Regions from separate parts of the Homo sapiens genome. Here region 1 is linked to region 2. Evidence: chromatin loops called from intact Hi-C (ENCODE). Cell type or tissue: tibial artery. All regions are shown on one strand. Each heading gives the region's core, and the rest is flanking DNA. Links, peaks and the distances in the headings are about the cores only.

What was found. Hi-C counts contacts between places; a loop is a spot of excess contacts. Peaks named below come from ENCODE experiments on the same cell type or tissue, not always from the same donor. Only the 100,000 strongest peaks of a DNase experiment are listed, where the experiment ranks them.
Region 1: a loop joins it to region 2, with 2.4 times the contacts of the local background. A loop is called at or near these places in 12 of 110 quality-filtered maps.

The regions. Positions count from the first base shown.
Region 1 is chr17:45,000,727-45,010,870 of GRCh38, forward strand. It overlaps LOC107987243 (a long non-coding RNA gene), which reads right to left. Exons shown (of 6, transcript XR_007065771.1): 2 at 7,563-7,757. Among named protein-coding and RNA genes, the nearest start is that of C1QL1, 37 kb to the left of the region's middle. RefSeq lists enhancers at 2,869-3,632, 4,922-5,878, 7,409-7,909. In tibial artery, for the core only: no CTCF peak of the experiment used is centred there; no DNase peak of the experiment used is centred there; H3K27me3 peaks cover 1,625 bases.
Region 2 is chr17:44,760,210-44,770,353 of GRCh38, forward strand. It overlaps ADAM11 (ADAM metallopeptidase domain 11), which reads left to right. Exons shown (of 27, transcript NM_002390.6): 3 at 9,509-9,585; 4 at 9,773-9,839. Among named protein-coding and RNA genes, the nearest start is that of ADAM11, 6.3 kb to the left of the region's middle. In tibial artery, for the core only: no CTCF peak of the experiment used is centred there; no DNase peak of the experiment used is centred there; H3K27me3 peaks cover 6,567 bases.

The DNA.
Region 1 (10,144 bases), core at 1,166-9,165, 240 kb after region 2:
ACCATCCTGGAGCCTCAGAGAGAAGGAAAAAGTCTCTGGGACCCCATAGCTCCTACTTGTGGACCCATGCACATTCACAATTCCTTAGTCACAAAGTCTACACAAACATATGTATGCCACCCCATCACACTCTGCCTGGCACCTGCACAAACTCAGACACTTACACGGGAAGAGAAATGCAGCCATCACTCTACTCCCCAACCCCCACTGCCACTGATCAGGAAGAGCCAGCTTACTGGCCAGACCATGCATAATTCAGAGGTTTGGCCCAAAATAGTTCTATCAGGCCCAGATTCTCCAGTGGGGGCTAGGGGAGGAGCAGGAGCAGCAAAGGGAGTGGGGAGAGACATCTCAACTTGGAGAAGACCCTAGAGTCTGCCTCCTGCCCTAGGTGCCTGGGCAGAGCCTGGGGGCCAGGGGAACTTCAGCGCAGCCTGAAGCACTCACTTCCCAAGTTCCCTCTCCCCCCCACACATCCCCAAATCCTCCCACCCTGGGGAGACAGGGTCACCCGCAGGCAGCTGGGAGTGCCAACACCTGGCCATTCACACCTGCTGGGGCCTGGAGTCCTCACCTGTGTGTGTCAGGCTCCCCAGCACCTCCCCAGGGCCCAGGCTGAGAGGGACACTGCTGAGTTCTCAGGCATCTTTGTCCCAGGTCTCCTGTCTTCACTTCACCAATCAATCAGTTGATAAGTCCACAAATATTTACTGAGCACAAGCCCGGGCAAAGCTGGGTCCTAGGACTTCAGAGGGCACCTGGCTGTGCATGGAGAGGCTCAGAACTTGCTGAGGAGGCAGGAAATCCACAGAAAGGACAAAGACTGGGTCAGAGAGGGACAGGCCATGGAGCTAGGGATGCAGGCGGGGAAAAGCTTCCAGCTGAAAGCCTGACTTGAGCTGGGCCTGCCCAGGTGAAGGCCTGGATTCAGAGAGATGGAAAGGCAGGTGGGAGGGACAGGGTCGGCTGGATGGGGGCAGAGGGTCCGAGGCTATCTGGATGTTAGTAAGAAGATTGGCTGATGGAACTGGAGTCATGTGAGGAAGTCATGGGGCAGGACTGGCATGGCCTTCAACCTTTGGTAGTTCAACAAGGATGGGGACTGCACCATATACAACTCCCGGGGGTTTCCCAAGATTCTCCAACGTGATGTTAAGTGCTTTGCTTTGGAGTCAGCCTACTGGGATTCAAATCCCAAAATCACTATGTCATTGCCCCATGACTTTGGGCAAGTGACTTAAGGTGTGTTTCCTTATGTGTTAAATGGGGGTAATAACAGTTTGTACCAGCCGGGTGCAGTGGCTTACACCTGTAATCCCAGCACTTTGGGAGGCTGAGGTGGGTGGATCACTTGAGGTCAGAAGTTCAAGACCAGCCTGGCCAACATGGTGAAACCCTGTCTCACCAAAAATTAGCCGCGTGTGGTGGCACACGCCTGTAATCCCAGCTACTTGGGAGGCTGAGAGGCTGAGGCAAGAGAATCACTTGAACAAGGGAGGTGGAGGTTGTAGTGAGCCGAGATCGGGCCACTACACGCCAGCCTGGGTGACAAAGCTAGACTCCGTCTCAAAAAAAAAAAAAAAAAAAAAAAAGTCTGTACCTCTTGGCCCTGTCGAAGAGATTAAATAAGAAGTGGACATATATTGGGAGGCTGAGGTGGGCAGATCACCTGAGATCAAGAGTTCGAGCCAACATGGAGAAACCCCATCTCTACTAAAAATACAAAAAAATTAGCTGGGCCTGGTGGCAGATGCCTGTAATCTCAGCTACTCAGGAGGCCGACGCAGGAGAATTGCTTGAACCCGGGAGATGGAGGTTGCGGTGAGTTGAGATCGTGCCACTGCACTCTGGCCTGGGCAAAAGAGTGAGAGGCCGTCTCAAAAAAATTAATAAATAAAAAGAAGTGCACAAATAGTGCTCGGCTTGCCTCCCACGTTCTTCCCACCTGCGTGGAGACAGACGCAGCAGCACAGAGTGTCTTCAGGACCTGGGTGGCTGACCAGGAGAGAGTGTTACTGCCCAGCAGTGAAAAGATGGTGTTGGTGGGCCGGGTGCGGTGGCTCATGCCTGTAATCCCAGCACTTAGGGAAGCTGAGGCGGCGGGTGGATCATTTGAGGCCAGGAGTTTGAGACCAGCCTGGCCAACATGGCGAAACCCCGTCTCTACCTAAAAATACAAAAATTAGCTGAGTTTGGTGGTGCGCACCTGTAGTCCCAGCTACTCAGGAGGCTGAGACACAGGAATCGCTTGATCCCGTGAGGCGGAGGTTGCAGTGAGCTGAGACCACGCCACTGCCCTCCAGCCTGGGCGACAGAATGAGACTCCATCTCAAAAAAAAAAAAAAGAGAGAGAGAGAGATGGTGCTGGTGGACAGAAAGCAAGAGGGCCTTCTGACGGAGGAGGTCTTTCAGCTGTGATTTGAGACAAGGTGCCTGATCCAGAACTAGAGGCAATGTGAACTGGTGGGCCCAGTGATATGGGGGCCATGTAATCCGTGGAACACCACACTTTCCATGACACCCTGGGAGTCACAGGAGGGTTTTGGTTTTGCTTTCCTGTGTTTTTTCCCTGCACAGAGTCTGAATGAGGGTTGCTTTGACTCTACGTTCTGAAAGGCTCCTTTCCTCCTCTCCAGCTCGGGCTCCATCCATCTCTTTGGGCCTCTGGCTCAGTCTCTCCATCACTCTGCCTCCACCTCTTTTGGTCTTACTGATTTTGTCTTTCCCTGAGCCCCTTTCTCCCTCTCTTCCTGGTTCCAAGCCTCTCACAGGCTCTGATTCCATCTTCCCCACCTCTCCTTTGCGCTCTCTCTCTCTCTCTCTCTCTCTCTCTCTCTCTCTGTCGTCTCTCCAGGGACCTTTGTAAAACTCTGCACTCTCTTCCTGGAGACTGGGGGCAGCTGGGGAGTGGGGATCGGAGTCCCTGCCTCTAGGGGCCCATGCCCCAGGCCCAGCTCTGTTGATTAGGGCTTTTTTCAGAGGACTGGAGACATCAATGACTGTTACAAGCTTCACCAATGCTGCTAATATTAGCCCAGGAAGGCAGCTCACTGATGGATTAGGAGAAATTAAGAATTCAAATTCTGTAATTCGAATTGGAGGGCTGCTGCTTGCTGACAGCTAATACTTCCCCAGAAATTAATACTTCCCCAGAAATTAATGAGTGAAGGAGGGATGGCAGCACTGGTTTTCTTCTTTGACAATACAATTTTCCCCCGTGATCCACACCTTTGAAACCCCCATCTCCAGGCAGGCACTCGCCTGAAGGGCCGGGGTCCTGTTTGTCTCAGATCTTATTTGTGGATTCCAGAAATTCTCGGGAAGTGGCCTTCTCATTCCCAGCTGAGCCCTCTGCATCTGCCTGCTGGTGCCTCAGCATGAGGCCGGCTGGCTCTGGGAGAGGCAAGGTGAAGCTGGAGAAAGGACAGGGTCAGGGCACCGGCAGAGCTTGCTTTCAGTCCCCTCCTGGCTGTGTGTGACCCTGACAAAGGTCCGAACCTGTCTGTAAAATGGAAATTATAATTTCCCGCATTAGGGGATGTTGGAGGCACAGAGGCAAGCATCTCACAGCTACCTTCCTTCCTCTCTCACCGCTTCCCTTTCTCCCTGGGCATTTCTGCTGTTTGGTCCTTCAGAATACCCACCAACCTCCTCTCAGCCAAACCACACTGAGACCTCCTTGAAACTGCCTCCCCAGGAAGTCTGCCTGGGCTTCGTTCTGTTGAGATTGACTGGCTCCTGAGTGCTCACGGCCTCATTTCTGAACCATCTCTCCTGCTGTCTCAGAGTTTTAGATGATTTCTAAGAAGAGAGTGTCCTGTCTCCCAAACCAGATTGTTATTCTCCTGGAGGTGGCACTGGCCCTGTGCCTCAAACCCAATAGGTGCTCAGTACCTGGCAAATGAATTGAACCAACACCTTCTGTCCTCTTTGCGCCTGCCTCACTGTCCCTTCACCCATGCCCAGTGATGCTTGTTGATGGCAGGTGGGTGCTGGGGCTGGGGTCTGGCCAGTCTTCCCTGCAGTCCCAGTGCCCATGTCTTGGGTGGGGGGGAAGGGTGGTGGGGGAGACACATTCCTGCTGTGAGTAGTACATTCTCCAAAATGGCACCTTTAAGGCATTATATATATATATATATTATATATATATATAATATATATAATATATATATATGTTCTCAGTCTGTTGCCCAGGCTGGGGTGTAGTGGTGCCATCACAGCTCATTGCAGCCTTGACCTCCCAGGCTCAAGCAATCCTCCTCCTTTAGCCTCCTGAGTAGCTGAGACTATAGGCATGGCTGTACCCAGCTAAACTTTTTTTTCGTTTTTTTTTTTTTTGAGATGGAGTCTTGCTCTGTCACCCAGGATGGAGTGCAGTGGTGAGATCTCAGCTCACTGCAACCTTTGCCTCCTGGGTTCAAGCAATTCTCCTGCCTCAGCCTCCTGAGTAGCTGGGACTACAGGCACGCGCCACCACACCCGGCTAATTTTTGTATTTTTAGTAGAGACGGGGTTTCACCATATTGGCCAGGCTGGTCTCGAACTCCTGACCTCGTGATCTGCCTGCCTCGGCCTCCCAAGGTGCTGGGATCACAAGCATGAGCCACCACGCCCAGCCACCCAGCTAAATTTTTAAATGTTTTAACTTTTTTAGAGACTAGGTCTCCTAACACTGCCCAGGCTGGTCTCAAACTCCTGGGAACAAGTGATCCATCAGCCTCAGCCTCCCAAAGTGCTGAGATTACAGGCATGAGCCACCTAAGCGATTTTTTTTAAAAAGTGTTGAGTGAGGCAGGAGGATCACTTACGCCCAGGAGTTTGAAGTTACAGTGAGCAATGACTGGGCTACTGCACTCCAGCCTGGGTGACAGAGCAAGACCCTATCTCTAAAAAAATAAAAAATATTTAAAAAGCATTGGCTGGGCACTGTGGCTTATACTTGTAATCCCAGCATTTTGGAAGGCTAAGGTGGGAGGATCACTTGAGCTCAGGAGGTCAAGACTAGCCTAGGCAACATAGTAAGACCCCATTTCTACAAAAAATTTAAAATATTAGCCAGGCATGGTGGTGTGCACCTGTAGTTTCAGCTTCTCAGGAGGCTGAGGCAGGAGAATTGCTTGAACCCAGGAGGTAGAGGCTGCAGTGAACTATGATGGAGCCAATGCACCCGAGCCTGGGTAACAGAGCAAGACCTCATTTCTAAACAAAATAAACAATTTTTAAAGAAGTGTTGACATGGTGTTTGTTAAGGTGTGGAGAAAAGGAGTTACAGAGAGCCCTGAGAAAGCCAGACCTCAAGACCATGAAGATGCGTCCTTCCTCCTGGCCCCTCAACCTTTCAGCACACCCCTCCCCTCTCCTCCTGCCCCAATCCCAGGCCCACTCTCGCTCCTGGCACCTGGCTGAGCTCTGGCTCGGGGTGGGGAGGGACATCCTTAGCTGCGAGGCAGATGGGCTCTACAAGGCTCAGCGCCTACAAGCCCCTGCAGAATTGGCCACCAAAGAGTTGGTGCTGGACTTCTCTAGCCTCATGGAGAGCCAGAGCACAGGGAGAACCAGTGCAAATGGCTTCCTTCGTTCCTGGGAGGGGTCTTGGGGGTCACCTAGGACCCTCTCTTTGACAGATGGGAAAACCAAAGCTCAGAAAGGTTAGCATATGTTCAAACACCAGTCATCTGTCTAGCAGGGAGAAAGGGTGATCCCAGGAGCAGATAAATCCAAATCCCTTTCAAAGGCCCTCCTGGATCCTGGAAAATCAAATGTTCTTTCCAACTCTGCTTCCTTGGGCTAGTGTTTGAGCAAAAGTCTATTCCAGGTGGGCTGGGACTGGGGGCAGAGGAGGGAAGGAAATTGGCAGGAAAGTAGTTTTCTAAGTGGCTGATGGCTGCTTTGGGCAGGAGACAGGCTGCTAGGAACCTGTTCCCTCCAACCCCCTCCAACCCCCTCCAACCCCCTCCAACCCCTCCAACCCCCTCCAACCCCCTCCAACCCCCTCCAACCCCTCCAACCCCCTCCAACCCCCTCCAACCCCCCCAACCCCCTCCAACCCCCTCCAAACCCCCCCAACCCCCTCCAACCCCCTCCAACCCCCTCCAACCCCCTCCAACCCCCTCCACAACCCACTTGCCTGGGAAGCCTTTCTCCCCACACCCATTTTCTCTTTCCGGCTGAGGCTTACCCTCCATCTACGATGAACGTGGGGGGCCTGGGGAGAGGTAGGGGGCTGGGAAGCAGTCCTGTCTGCCTTTCGAACCTCATGGGCAGGTGGGGCTCCCCTGCCTGACATTCCTATGCTGCTCCCGCCCCCGCGTGGCTCCTCTGATGCCCAAATCGCCTTTTCCCAGATCCAATTAAAACAGCGTTTGGAGCAAGGTTGAAATAATCACATAATAATTTTCTCCAGTAAAGTTACTGGCTGGAGCCCGATTTGAAAGCTGAGCTGGTAATTGAATCTGAGGGGCAGCGACAGAAGAGGAGCTGGGGGGAGTGGTGGAGACTCCTTGTGGGGCCCAGAGGCTCCCGGCTGTGATTACCCCTCCCACCATTGGTAATAGGTGTTGCAACCCCCTCCTACTGTCCATCTCCATTTCACTCCCTCCCTCTAGTAACAGATGTCTCTTGGGGCTACAGAACTCCCAGACTTCAACAGGAGAACAGGCCCAGAGCCCATGCCATCAGACTTTCTCGGTTCACAGGCCAGACTGGGGAGGCCACATGCCCACAGTCACCCAGAGAGGTCAAGCAAAGCCAGGACTCCAACCCAGGTCTCGGACTCTCCAGCCACTGTTTTTTTTGTTTTTTTTTTTGACAGAATTTTGCTCTGTCGCCCAGGCTGGAGTGCAGTGGCACGATCTCAGCTCACTGCAACCTCTGCTTCCCGGGTTCAAGTGATTCTCCTGCCTCAGCCTCCCAAGTAGTTGGAATTACAGGCGCATGCCACCACACCCAGCTAATTTTTGTATTTTTAGTAGAGACGGGTTTCCACCATGTTGACCAGGCTTGTCTCAAACTCCTGATCTCAGGTGATCCACCTGCCTCAGCCTCCCAAAGTGCTGGGATCACAGATGTGAGCCACTGTGCCTGACCCAGCCACTGCTTTAATCTCCACTTCAGGTTTCCTGACTCCCAGGCCCTCCCCACTCTCTCCTGCTCTGCCCATCTTCCTCCACCATCTCCCAGGATTTCCTGGTCCCACCCTAACCTCTCTGCAGCAGGGAGGGGAAGTGACTACCTGCATGATCTCTGGGCCAGCGGGCTGTGCAGCAGGGGCTCCCTGCACATCAACAGCTGACATGACCAGACTGGGCAGCCCTGCTTGGTCCTCCACCATGTCCTCCCTCTCAGCATTTGACTGGGGGCTCAGACTATCTGCCATGTGTGGCTCATTCATTTCTTCCCTCCTCCCTTTCTTTCCTCCACTCTAAATATTCTTTATGTCCCTACTGCCTGTGAGGCCCTGAGCAGGATCCTCCCGCAATCGGGAGGTATAGACAGAGCGGCAGCTGTGCTCACAGGCCCGTGGCAGAGGTGAGCAAGTTAACACAACAAGAGGGGGCCCTCACCTGCAGCTGGGGGACGGGGCATCCTGGCTGAAGTGACCTCTAAGCTGACGTCTCAAAGCTGAAGAGAAGTGCGTGACTCAAGACAAATGCAAAGGCTGGGAAGCAGGAAACGCCCGGGTGTGATCTTGGGCAAGTTGAGGTCTCAGTTTCCTCATCTCTAGAATGAACTCCTGGCTCAGTTTGCCTCGTGAGATTCTGGGGAAGAACGAACATGGAGGTGTCTGTAAGATGGAAAATCCCACTTAACTGATGATCGTTTTTTGTTTTTTTTGAGACAAGATTCTACCCTTGTCAAGGCTGGAGTGCAGTGGTGTAATCACAGCTCACTGCAGCCTCGAACTCCTGGGCTCAAGCAATCCTCCTGCCTCAGCTTCCCCAGTAGCTGGGATTACAAACGTGAGCAACCTTACCTGGCTAATTTTCTTTCTTAAAATTTTGTGTAGAGACAGGGGTCTTGCTATGTTGCCTGGGCTGGTCTCAAACTACTGGCCTCAAGTGATCCTCCCACCTCAGCCTCCCAAGGTTGAGGATTAAGGCGTGATTAAGTGCTGGAATTACAGGAGTGACCCATTGTGCCCAGCCAATGATTGTTGCTAATGGAGGGCATTTGTCCCCTATCCTAGACAAGGGACAGAGTCTGGGGGCGGGGTGGGTCAGTGGTCGGGGTGGTGAGGGAGGCCGGAGGTGGGAGGAATGGGAATCGAGGACTTGCTCTGCAGAGTCCTTGTGGCTATTCGAGACTGGAAGCCAGCAGCTGGATGGGGGCGTTTTCTCACCACATGGCTGGGAGTTGTGGGGATGGAAGAAACCATAGGGTTTGGCCGGGTGCGGTGGTTCACACCTGTAATCCTAGCACTTTGGGAGGCTGAGGCAGGTGGATCACCTGAGGTCATGAGTTCGAGACCAGCCTGGCCAACATGGTGAAACCCCATCTCTACTAAAAATAAAAACCAGCTGGGCATGGTGGCGCGTGCCTGTAATCCCAGCTACTCGGGAGGCTGAGGCAGGAGGATCGACTGAACCTGGGAGATGGAGGTTGCAGTAAGCCAAGATCGCAGCATTGCACTCCAGCCTGGGCGACAGAGCAAAGAAACCACAGGGTTGGTGGCTGCTGGCAGGGCTAAGTCTGGTTCCTCTGGCCAGTGCCCAGCTTCCCCACGCTCACTATCCTCTGGGCCTGGGGCATGCTAAGCCCCAGGAGTCAAGGTGGGACTCTGAAGGGATCTACTCCCCTCCCTGCACCTCTCAGCCAATCAATGTCTGCTCTGCCCTCCCTGACTTCAGCAGAGTTGGTGCCAGATCCTGGAACTCACTGATTGGTTGAGGGAGCAACCCCTCTGCCCACCCCTCACCATGGAGGCTTTTGGAGAGACCTAGCCATGGGCAAGCTTTGTGCCCTGCAAATGGCTCAGTGGTACCAACCACTGAGCTGCCTGCCCCTGGGCCCTCATAAGACCATGTCTGCAGCCTCAGTGGCCTTCTGGGCACGGCTGGCCTCCTGGTCAGCAGCTGTAGGGGTGAGTCACGGCTCTCATTAGAGCTTAATTAATCAATTGAGCTAATCAGACAGCTGTGATGTGCTGTGGTTGCAGATGGGGGGGAGAGGGAGAGAGTTGGAGCGTGAGGGACTGGTAAGGCGAGCTGGGGCTGGCAGGGCCTGGAGTGGCGGCAGGGCCTGGAGTGGCAACAGAGTCTGGTGGGTTGGCAAGGGCGGAGGGCGCTGGAAAGGAGGATGAATGATCCTGACAAAGGCCCGTGATAGGTTGCTCTGAAAGGTGACCTTGGCAAGGTGCCAGAGACCGAGGCTGGGGGAGGAGGAAGCAGGACCTCTCCCACCTCCAGCTTCCTCTCTCATTTTTTATCTTGTTAAGTGTGTCTCCAAAGCTTTTTGAAATCCTCCACTGAATGGGATGGGAAAAGGAGACAAAGACAAAAAAAGGTAGGTCCTCACATTCCCAGTGATCCCAGTCTGATGGGGGAGGCCAGAGGTCTACTGGCAGCACAGACAGAGACCCAGACTAAGAGATGGAGACAGAGACACGGTGTCTCTCCAGGTGAGCTGCTCAGGCTTGGACATCTGGACTGGGTGGATGGGGAGGAGCCAGAGGGACCAGAGCCAAGGGTAGGCGGGAGTCCAGTAAGAATATTGGGAGGAGGGGAGCGCCTGAGCGGGTTTTACAATGTGATGTGCAAAATCTTGTTTCATCTATTTTTTTCTCACATCCGACCTTGGTGTTACCTTGGGGTGGGGAGCGAGCAGGGCAGGAAGTGCAATGGTGGGAAATGGGTTCCGAGAGGACTCATGGACAGCTGGGATAGCTCTGCCCTCCAGGGGCTTCCATTTCCAGAGGCTTACCGGGAGTCTGAGGCTGTGAGAGAGAAAGATCCAGGGCCTGGGACATGCAAGGGGCTACGGGAGATGGATCAGAGGAGGGCAAGCATTTCTGATGAGGCTACCTGGTAAGGATTCCTCCCAGAAGAGGTGGCATTTGAGCCAGGTCTTTCAGAATGGATGGATTTCAATCAGCAGAATTGGGTGTGGAGAGGAAGAAGGATGTTGCAGGAGGAGAAGCGGCCCAGGC
Region 2 (10,144 bases), core at 987-8,986:
CTGTTCAAAACAGGGCTTGGATGGGGCAAGTTGGGGGCAGGGAGAGGCAGCCCAGATTCCAGTCAGGGATTAGGGCTCTCAGGTTCTCACCACAGCCACCTTAGTGGGCTTTCTTGGAACAACTTAGTGCTTGCTCCTGCCTCAGTTTCCACACAGTGCCCAGATAGGCTTGTTGTTCTTCCTGTCCTGGCTGAAGGTGGGGCCTTGGAAAATAACTTGAGGCCCCAAGCCAGCTCTACCTGCCTGCCCACTGTCCCTTTCAGCTGCCAGGCCCCTCCTGCCTCCCAGAGGAAGGTTAGGCATGAAGGAGATTAATTGCAATTAATAATTAATTAATATCATGTGAATAATAATCACCCAGATGGAATATTCATTCAGCACACCCCAGCGCTCCAAGAGCTGGAGCTGAAAGTGAGCCAGGCCAACAGGGCAGCAGAGGGCAGGTTGGCTGGCAAAGGCCCGGCACAAACAGGAGGTATAGGGGGGAGACCCAGAAGAGGGGTACAACTGAGGCCTGGGAAGTTTTGGCAGCGGGGAGTGGTGGGAGGTAAATTGGGCTGGGCAGAGGGAGGAAGGAGGGAAACGGAGGCTAACATTACGGACATCTGTCAGACTGGCATCTGGCCCTGCCTAATGTACTTGGTTAAAAGCCCTTAAGGGAGGGGAGCAGAGGGGGATGCGGGGTGGTGCAGGGGTGGAGAATACTGATGAAATGGATGGAGCAGGAAGGGAGCATGCATAATAGATGGACCATCACTCAGGGCCGTGCAGAGGGGCAGGGGGAGGGGGCTAATGGTCCAAGGCCCGCAGTCACTGGGGGTGGGGTGGGGGGTGGAAGCTGCCTTCAGCAACTGCCCAGGCTCCCTGGGAGGTGTGCAGTCCTAGGGCCGGGGATGGGGTGTCCTGGCCGCTGAGTCTGGCTGTCTTGCCTGGTGTCACTCCCTACCTGTGAACTGTGCACCCCGTGGTTACACTGTGGGGGAACTGATGGTCTGCCCGACTGCTGGGACTCTGGCTTATGCTTTAAGGGATGTGCAGATTGAGTCATGGAGGGATGTCACCGCAGGGAAAGGGGACAGAGTTGAGGAAAAGCCTGGAGTCAGGTAGGGATGAAAAGTCAGGTATTCCAACTGGGCAGGTTGCTCCTTCAGCCTGACCCTTTCCGAACAGAGACAGAGGTGGCAAAGGGTAGGAGGTTCTGGGCTGTGGTGGTGTCTGCAGCTGCGTGGGAAGGTCAGGATGGGTGCAGTTGAACTGCTTGGGTTGGGGGTCTCTGTGTTGTTCTGCAGGTGAGTGAGTGCATGTGAGGTGTGTATGTGATCCACCGATTCCAGATACTTCTGAGGGGTGTCTGAGAGCCTGCGGGGAGGGAATGGAGTTCCATGGATCTGCCGGGCAGTGATTATCTCCAATTTTGGGGTCTCTCTGAGACTGAGACTTCCTAGGGCCCTCATGGCGACCTCCTCAAGGGACTTGTTTGGGGCCCTCTCTTATCTGTGCCTCAGTTTCCCCTGAGGTACCAAAGCTGTGGACTTCTATGGGCCACTCTGCCAAGCTTTGTATGCACTCTACATCACTTATTTCTCACAACTCTGTAAGGCTTGTAACTTTTGTGTGTTTATGTGTGTGTGTGATGGAGTTTTGCTCTTGTTGCCCAGGCTGGAGTGCAATGGCGTGATCTCTGCTCACCCTAACCTCCACCTCCCGGGTTCAAGCAATTCTACTGCCTCAGCCTCCCGAGTAGCTGGGATTACAGACGTGCGCCACCATGCCTGGCTAATTTTTTGTATTTTTAGTAGAGATGGGGTTTCTCCATGTTGCTCAGGCTGGTCTCGAACTTCCGACCTCAGGTGATCTGCCCACCTCGGCCTCCCAAAGTGCTGGGATTACAAGCGTGAGCCACTGCGCCTGGCAGCTTGTAACTTTTGTCAGCCCCATTTTACAGATGAGCAAACTGAGGCTCAGAGGGATGACGTAAATTGCCCAAAGTCAATCAGATCTTAAGCAGTGGAGGTGGGAGTTTTCTCCACACCAGGGCACTTCCCAGTTCTGCCTCCAGGGCTCTCTGGATTTGGGTCCAGGAGGCAGTCTCCCAACTCTGCCCAGAGCAAGGAGACAAAAAGACACATCCAGAATATTTTCCCCAACGGTAAGGAGATATGGCAAACCCTCAATCTCCTGCCTGGCATTTCTCCCTGGGGTTAGAGCGCTTTTGGCCTCAGAGCCATGGGGTCTGATGGTGGATCCAGTGTGGACTTGAGCCCGTGTGTGTCCTAGCCAGAAGTACCCCAGCTGGGCATTGCTTGGTTTTTGCCTTAACTTACTGCCCTGGTTTGGAACTTCAAGCCTAGCCGGTGTGGAGCTGGCAGCAAGATCTCTGGTCATGTGTCGAGTCCAGGGGCACATGCTGGCTGGCAGGGCCTGGGGCGCTGAGCTGCTGTGGCTTTGGGCAGGTCGTTTGACTTTTCTGAGCCCCAGTTTCCTGTTCCCTAAAATCAGGATGGTAACATATCTCAGTCCCACCTACTACCAGGAGGTGGTGATGGGAAAGAGCTTTACGTGCTGAGGATTCCTGGCTTGACAGGGGCAAGGGTGGGGGTGCGACTGGGACAGGGGAAGAGATATAGCGGCCAAGAAGGAATTAGAAGCTGGAGAAATTAGACTGGGTGCATTGGCTCACAGTGGCCAAGGTCAGGGGATTGCTTGAGACCAGGAGTTTGAGACTAGCCTGGGCACCATAGTGAGACTCCCGTCTCTACCAAAAAAAAAAAAAAAAATTACCCAAGCATGGTGCTGCGCACCTGTAGTCCCAGCTACTTGGGAGGCTGAGGCTGCAGGATCGCTTGAGTCCAAGAGTTCAAGGCTGCAGTGAGCTATGGTTGCACCACTGCACTCCAACCTAGGCTACAGAGTGAGATCCTGTCTCACACAATACAACAACAACAACAAAAGAACAAGGTAGAGAAATTACAATTATTTACTAGGCCTTTTTGGGGCAGGCACTCCTTTACGTGGAATTATTTAATCTTCATCACAGCTCCCAGAGGTGGGGCTGTTATTCCCATCTCGCAGATGGAGAAACAGGCACAGAGAGGCAACGTAACTGCCCCAAGTGACACAGCACTTGAGCACAGAGTCAAGACTGATCCTCAAAGCAGGGCTCTCACCCAGCACGCTGCCACCTCTTGCTCAGGGCTGAAGGGAAAAGAGACACAGATGCACCCTTGCCCTCTCTTTGCTACTGCACTCAACCCCCTCACTTCTGTCCAGCCTGGAAGCAGGCTAGGCCTGAGGCCCAGAGAAGTGAGGGAGCTTCTGGGAGTGCAGAAACCTGTGGTTCCAGGGAGCCTGCAGCCGAGGGGTGGTGCAGGTCAGGCAAGACTACCGTGTCCAGTTGGGCTGGTTGTTCACTCCACTAGGGTGACTGGGCAAGCAGTAAGTGAGCTGAATGCAATCTGTGGGCTTATGGGGCCACATGCGTTCTGACTTGCAGGGGGATCTTGTTTTCTTTCTTTTTTTTTTTTTAAGACAGAGTCTCACTCTGTCACCCAGGCTGGAGTGCAGCAGCATGATCTCGGCTCACTGCAGCCTCTGCCTCCCGGGTTCAAGTGATTCTTGTGCCTCAGCCTCCCGAGTAGCTGGGATTACAGGCGTGCACCACCACTTCCAGCTAATTTTTGTATTTTTAGTAGAGATGGGGTTTCACCATGCTGGCCAAACTGGTCTCGAACTCCTGATCTCAAGTGATCCACCCGCCTTGGCCTCCCAAAGTGCTGGAATTACAGGTGTGAGCCACCTCACCCGGTCTTGGGACCCCTTTTTCTAATTTGCACCAAGCTGCTGTATGGGTTATGCCTGCCCCTGGGGAGACCCAGACTCCTTGGGAACAAGGAGAGGGCAGGACATGGGGAGGTGACTAGGGTCAGGGGTGAGGAGGTCGCAGACCTGGTACATAGAAGCTCATCTGAGCCAGCTAGGGGAGGGGTGCCTCAGTCTCTGGGCTAAGCTCTTGTGAGAGATGCCCAGGCCAGCATTTACTGGAAGCACCACCCCAGAAGCCCTCCACGGTGGGTGTGTGCTGCAACAGTGTTTGTGTTTTCGTCCTGCAGAAAGGCGGAGGGCAGTTGAGTAAGGCTCACCCCCAGCTCTTGAAGATGGGAGTCATGGACATGGTGCCACAGGGGGGCCAGGGTCTGTGCCTGGGGCCCTGGTACCCCACTAGAGCCAAGGCCATGCTATAGTCTGTGTGGCTGAAGTTGCGGCTCTCTCCTGGGTTGGGGCAGATGGCTAGAAGCCAGGGCTAGGATTTTGCTGGGCCCAGCTTGTTCCCAGGGGTGAGGTGGGGGCATGAACTGAGCTCTGCCATGCCAGAGAGTTCAGCAGGCTTAGTTTTGGTGTGAGAGGCTGCACGCTGTGGCTTTGAGGTGGCACAGCCTTAGTGCAGGTCCTGCTCCCCTGCTTCTGACTGTGTGACCTGAGCCAGTCATGCAGCCCCCTGAACACCACCTTCCTCATTCATAAAATGGGGATGCTCATAGTCTCCACCTCTCAGGCTGCTGCGAGGACTTGAGATGATGAATGTCAGGTGTCCAGCCCAAGATCTGGCAGAAGAGCCGATGGTCAACATCTCTGAGTGTCCGGACAGGGTGCTGGGCCCTGGTGCTGGCATGAGGGCTGGGTGTCAGAAACAGGAGCCAGGATATTTAGGGGTTACTTGTCAGGCTCGGGGTGGGGTCCAGGGGAGAAACCACATGAGCAGGACTCTGGCCTGTGGGCTTGGCCTCACCCAAGCAACCTCCTGGCTGCCTAGAGGAACCCAGCTGTCCAGAGTCTGTCCCCAGAGGGACTGATGACCCTGTAAAAGGAGGTGGCTCTGTTCTCAAAAATGTAGGTCAAATCCCATCATTGGAAATTTGTCTGGCTGTTCTCATTGCCTGGGAATCCCGCTGCCCTCTTGATAAATGGAGCACCCAACACATTGCCGGGGGTGGGTGGGGGGAGCTGGCAGGTGGGTGGGTGGGTGGGGGGTTTCTCCCAGCTGGGACATACTCCCAGGTGGAGCTCCTGCCTCTCTGGCTCCTCCCCACTCTGCAGCCACCTGGCCCACAAGGTGGTGGTGTCTCCTTGCGGGAGGGGATTCCAGAAAGATGTCCTCAGGTGAGACACCTGACAGGTAAATCACACCATCCACCCAGATCTGGAGCATAAGGCTACCATTCTGGCATGTCCCTGTCACAGTAGGTGATCCAAAGGAGTCGTTTATGCAGTTCCTCAAAGCCCTGTTCAGCTGGAACATTTACACTTCCTTCTCGTTATTATTATTATTGACCCTTATGATACCACATTTAAAAGGGCTTTTATTTAATCCTCACAGCAATCCTGGTTTTTCTTTTCTTTTCTCTTTTTTTTTTTTTTTTTTTTTTTGTAGAGACAGAGTGTTTTGCTGTGTTGCCCAGGCTGGAGTGCAGTGGCACGATCTTGGCTCACTGCAACCTCCGCCTCCCGGGTTCAAGCAATTCCCCTGCCTCAGCCTCTCGAGTAACTGGGATTACAGGCACATGCCACCACACCCGGCTAATTTCTTTTTTGTTTGAGTAGAGACAGGGTTTCACCATGTTACCCAGGCTGGTCTCAAACTCCTGAGCTCAGGCAATCCGCCCACCTTGGCCTCCTAGGATTACAGGCGTAAGCCACTGCTCCTGGCCCAACAATTCTGTTTTACCGAGGGGAAAACTGAGGCCGGGGGCATGAAGCAGCTTATCTCAGGCCTTGCGATACATTTCCATTCAACGTGAGTGTTGAGCTCGTGGGCAGGGAAAAAAAGCAGGCATCGCCCTTGCTCCAGGGAACTAAAGGTCGCCCACCTGAAAAGCCAAATCAGTGATCAAAGAAGTGTATGTCTACTGTGTGCTTAAAGGCCCAGAGGTGGAGGGCGCCAGAGCCCTGCATGGGTTGGCAGGTGCAGGCTGTGCAGATGAGGGTGGGGAGGAGAGGGAGGTCCGGGCAGGAGTTCCGGGTCAGCGTGTGAAGGGCCGTGTCTGGAAGTGGTGGGGAGCAATGGTCTCCCTTCTCGAATTTCCTGGAGAATTTGAGAATCCTAAGGCTCCTTAGTCTCTCCCTTCCTAAGACTGTGTGTCTGTAGGTCTGGGGCAGAGCCCAGGCACCTGTATTTGTGCTTCTGGGTCTTTGGCAGAATCTTTGCCTTTTTCTGTCTGCACCCCGCATCTGGTACAGAGAGGACAAGGCACAGTCGCTCTGAAGCAGATGTCTAGGAGAGTGGGTGGGCCAGCCAGAGAGGAGCCTCGGGTGGAAGGGGTGGTCACCCCTGCCAGGCAGTCACAGCTGCTGTGGCGACACGAACTCCAGCCCCAGGGTGAGATCCAGCCCCACACCTCCCCAGCCACCCAGCCATGACCCTGGGCCAGTCACCTCCAGGTGTCTCCCTGAGCCTCATCCTGGCATTTGTAAAATGAGGACCAGACAGCCTGGGCACGTTGAGATCAAATGAGCTGGAGCATGTGAGAGCCTGGGCAGCCGGGGGAGCAAGAGACAAGTGCAGGGCACAGGGTCAGCTGAGGGCTGGCATGACCTCAAGACCAAAGGCCCCTCCCACCAGGGATGGAGGGACAATGGGATGAGGTCAGAGGCAGGGCAGGGGCAGAAAGCAGGGCCAGGCAGGGAGCACAGTTTGGCTTTGATAGAGCACTGGCTTAGGCTGGACATGGAGGCTCAAGTCTGTAATCCTAGCACTTTGGGAGGCTGAGGCGGGAGGATGGTCTGAGCCCAGGAGTTCAAGATCAGCCTGGGCAACACAGTGAGATCCCATCTCTTAAAAAATTAATTAATTAATTTTAAAAAAAGAACATTCGCTGGGCATGGTGGCTCACATTTGCAATCCCAGCACTTTGGGATGCCAAGGGTGGATCACAAGGTCAGGAGTTCAAGACAAGCCTGGCCAAGATGGTGAAACCCTGTCTCTACTAAAAATACAAAAAAATTAGCCGGGCGTGGTGGTAGGCACCTACAATCCCAGCTCCTCGGGAGGCTGAGGCAGAGAATTGCTTGAACTCAGGAGGCAGAGGTTGCAGTGAGCTGAGATTGCACCACTGCACTACAGCCTGGGTGATAGAGTGAGACTCCATCTCAAAAAAAAAAAAAAAAAAAAAAAGAACATTGGCCTAATGCTGGGCGGGCTTGGGGCGGTCTTGGGACTCTGTGCCAGCAGGAGTCCCCTCCCCACTCCCCAGGTGCCAGGGCCACAGAGATTCTGGGGACTGAGATAGGTTTGTGTGACCCATCTCTTCCCTCAGACCAGGGACAGGGTTGTGTCCCCGCATGGGGCCAGGCCAGGCAAACACCCCTTGGTATGTGGTCTCTTTCTTTCTCCTACCGCCTTTGGGGGCTCTCCCAGCCCCCTCCTGGGCCACCTCCAGCCAGGCCCAGCCCCCAGCCCCAGCTGCCCCGGCACTGCCCCAGGGGCTTATCTGGTCTGAGCCCTGTGTCCTGCTGGGCTCAGCTGCACCAGATGGGGAAGTGGTGAGAGCTCAGCAGGTGGCAGGAGGTGGTGGACAAGGAGGCTCTTAAGGTATCTGGCCTTCATCCCCCATCAGCTGGGGCTTTCCCCAGAGTGGGGACTGGCTTGGCCTCTGCAGAGAGGAAGCAGGCTTGATGGGGTGGCTCGCAGACCTCCTGAGTGAGGGAGATTCTGTTGGTGCCAGGGCAGACTCTGCTGGAATCTCCAGGCCCAGGATGGTACCAATACGTAGCCAACCTCCTGGCCTCGCATCTGGGCTCATCTGACCATTTTCAGTGGGAAAATCTGAGGCACAGAGAGGTTGCTGGGTCATCCCTGGGGCTGCACGGTCAGAGAGCAGCATTGGGGCAAGGGGTCTGGCAGGCTGCTCCTCTAGGCAGCTGTGGAGGGGGCTGGCATAGGGGCTTGTTGGTGGGAGGCAGATAGAACAAGCAGGAACAGTCCCAGGGGCAGGGGAAGGCCAGGATGGTTCAGGCCATGGGCCGGGAAGAGGATGTGGCGACTCCTTGTCCTTGACTTTCTATTTCGGGCTGATCAATGCTCTAGGGGCTCAGGATGGAATTGGGAGCCTTGGTCAGCCTGGAATAGGGTGAGTCGGTGTCCTTGGGGCGCAAAGGTCAGCCCACCCAGGCCCTGGCCGTTGGTGCCCCCCTTGCTCCTCTCCCAGGACCTCTCATGGACACTGGGCCCTCTTCCATTTTACTCCACCTTTGGGGTGAGACAGCCCTAGAAGCAGACTCCCTAGCTTCACCACTTTTTAGCTGTGTGACCTTGGGCAAGTTAGTCAGCCCCACTGTGCCTGTCTCCTTTCAGATGGGAATGGCAGTAATCTATCCCATAGGGTTGCTGCGAAGATCAAACAGGGCAATACTCTTAGTGTTTAGACCAGGGCCCGGCACACAAGAAGTGCTCGGTAAAGATTAGCAGTGATGAGGTGGTTGAGGAGGAAGCCGACAAGGCACAGGCTATGGATTTCATGACCACAACCTTGGGGCTCTCTTCCTTCCTGCAACCTGCCGTCCCCACCACAAAGGCCAGGCAGCGAACAAAAGCCTCCCATTTGCAGGGCAGAGTGGGTGACCCTCATGTTGGGGTCTGGAGTCAGTCTTCTGGAATGAACAAGGGGTGTGGAGAAGGCCCCAGCCCTGAGTCCTCTCAGCCCTTCCTGGGCCCTGCGGTTGCTGTGATCCAGGCGTCCTCAAGCGCCCAGGCCTGGGGGGCCGCCATCTTGCTCTGGCGTGGTGTGTTGCTGTGGCAACCTGGAGCCTCCAGCCCCACTGCACTCTGAAAAATTTATCAGGAAAACTTCCATGTTTAAAAATTAACCATGGGATTGAAATATTAAAGATGAGCTGCTTTGGGTGAGGCAGAGGGCAATGGATTTGGGGGTAGAGGAGCCAAGTCCTTACTCCCAACAGGATGGCACCTGCCCGTCGCCCAGTTTCCAGGGGCCTAGCCATCCATTCCCACCCATTCGCCCCTGTCCGAGGCCTCCTATGTAGATGGAGGCTGGGGCCGGGGTAGGGGGACAGGCAGCGAGGGTCCTGCCTCCCATTTCCTGTTTGTCCCTTTCCCATGATACTCCTGGGGCCCTCCCGTTACTCTGCCTGATGGTGGGGTGCCCCTCACCAGCCAGGAGGGCATAATGAGGCAGAGGGCTGGCCGGGCTGCCCCTCTCCATCCCAGCTGCACCTGCAGCCCAGCCCCAGAGAGGATGCACAGGTGCCCGGGCCCAGAGGGCAGAAAGGGGGCTGTGCCCAGGGCTGAGCACTCCTGCCTCTGCCCACTAGTAAAGGAGCAGGGTCGTGGAGGAAGAGGAGCTTGGACAAAGCATCTTGCCCCCAAATCAATGGTCCCCTCAGCTGCTAGGGCTGGCCACCCCTTCCCCAGGGCTACTGTTGCTCCCGGGATCCCCCCGACTCCCACCTTCAGGCCTCCCTGGGTTGACTCCCCCTCTGCCCTCCCCCCACCCAGCCTGTCCATCTGGCCCAGGTGAGTTTCGTCATCCCAGCCTTCAACTCAAACTTCACCCTGGACCTGGAGCTGAACCAGTGAGTGTGGCCTTGAGCCCAAGAGGAAGGGCAGTGGTGGGGCGGGGGAGACATGGCTAGGGCCTGGCTGCTGGGGGTCTGGGGGTTGGGCCTGGGCAGAGGGGACCTGGGTCCTGACCTGAGGCGAGCCTCAAGCCCGACCTCACCTCGCCCGTGACCCCCCTTCCTGCTGCCCCCTCTGTCTCAGCCACCTCCTCTCCTCGCAATACGTGGAGCGCCACTTCAGCCGGGAGGGGACAACCCAGCACAGCACCGTGAGTGCCACTGCAGGGGACCGGGGCCGGGGATGGAAGGGAGGTGCTGTTTCTGTGGTTCTGTGGTCACAGGTGTAGGGACAGGTGGCCACTGGAGATGGGGTCCTGGGCCTGGCCCCTCAGCACCTTCCCTCTCTCCCGACCCAGGAGGCTCTGAGGGTGGACAGTGGGCAGCTTGAGTGCATAGGGCCCTGAAGTCCCCTCACTTGGCCCCAGAGCTCTGACCCCCAGCCAGCCCACGTGGGGCCTACAGGGACACTCGTTCCGAGCAGGCTGCCAGGAATCCCCCTCTCCAGACTCTTCTG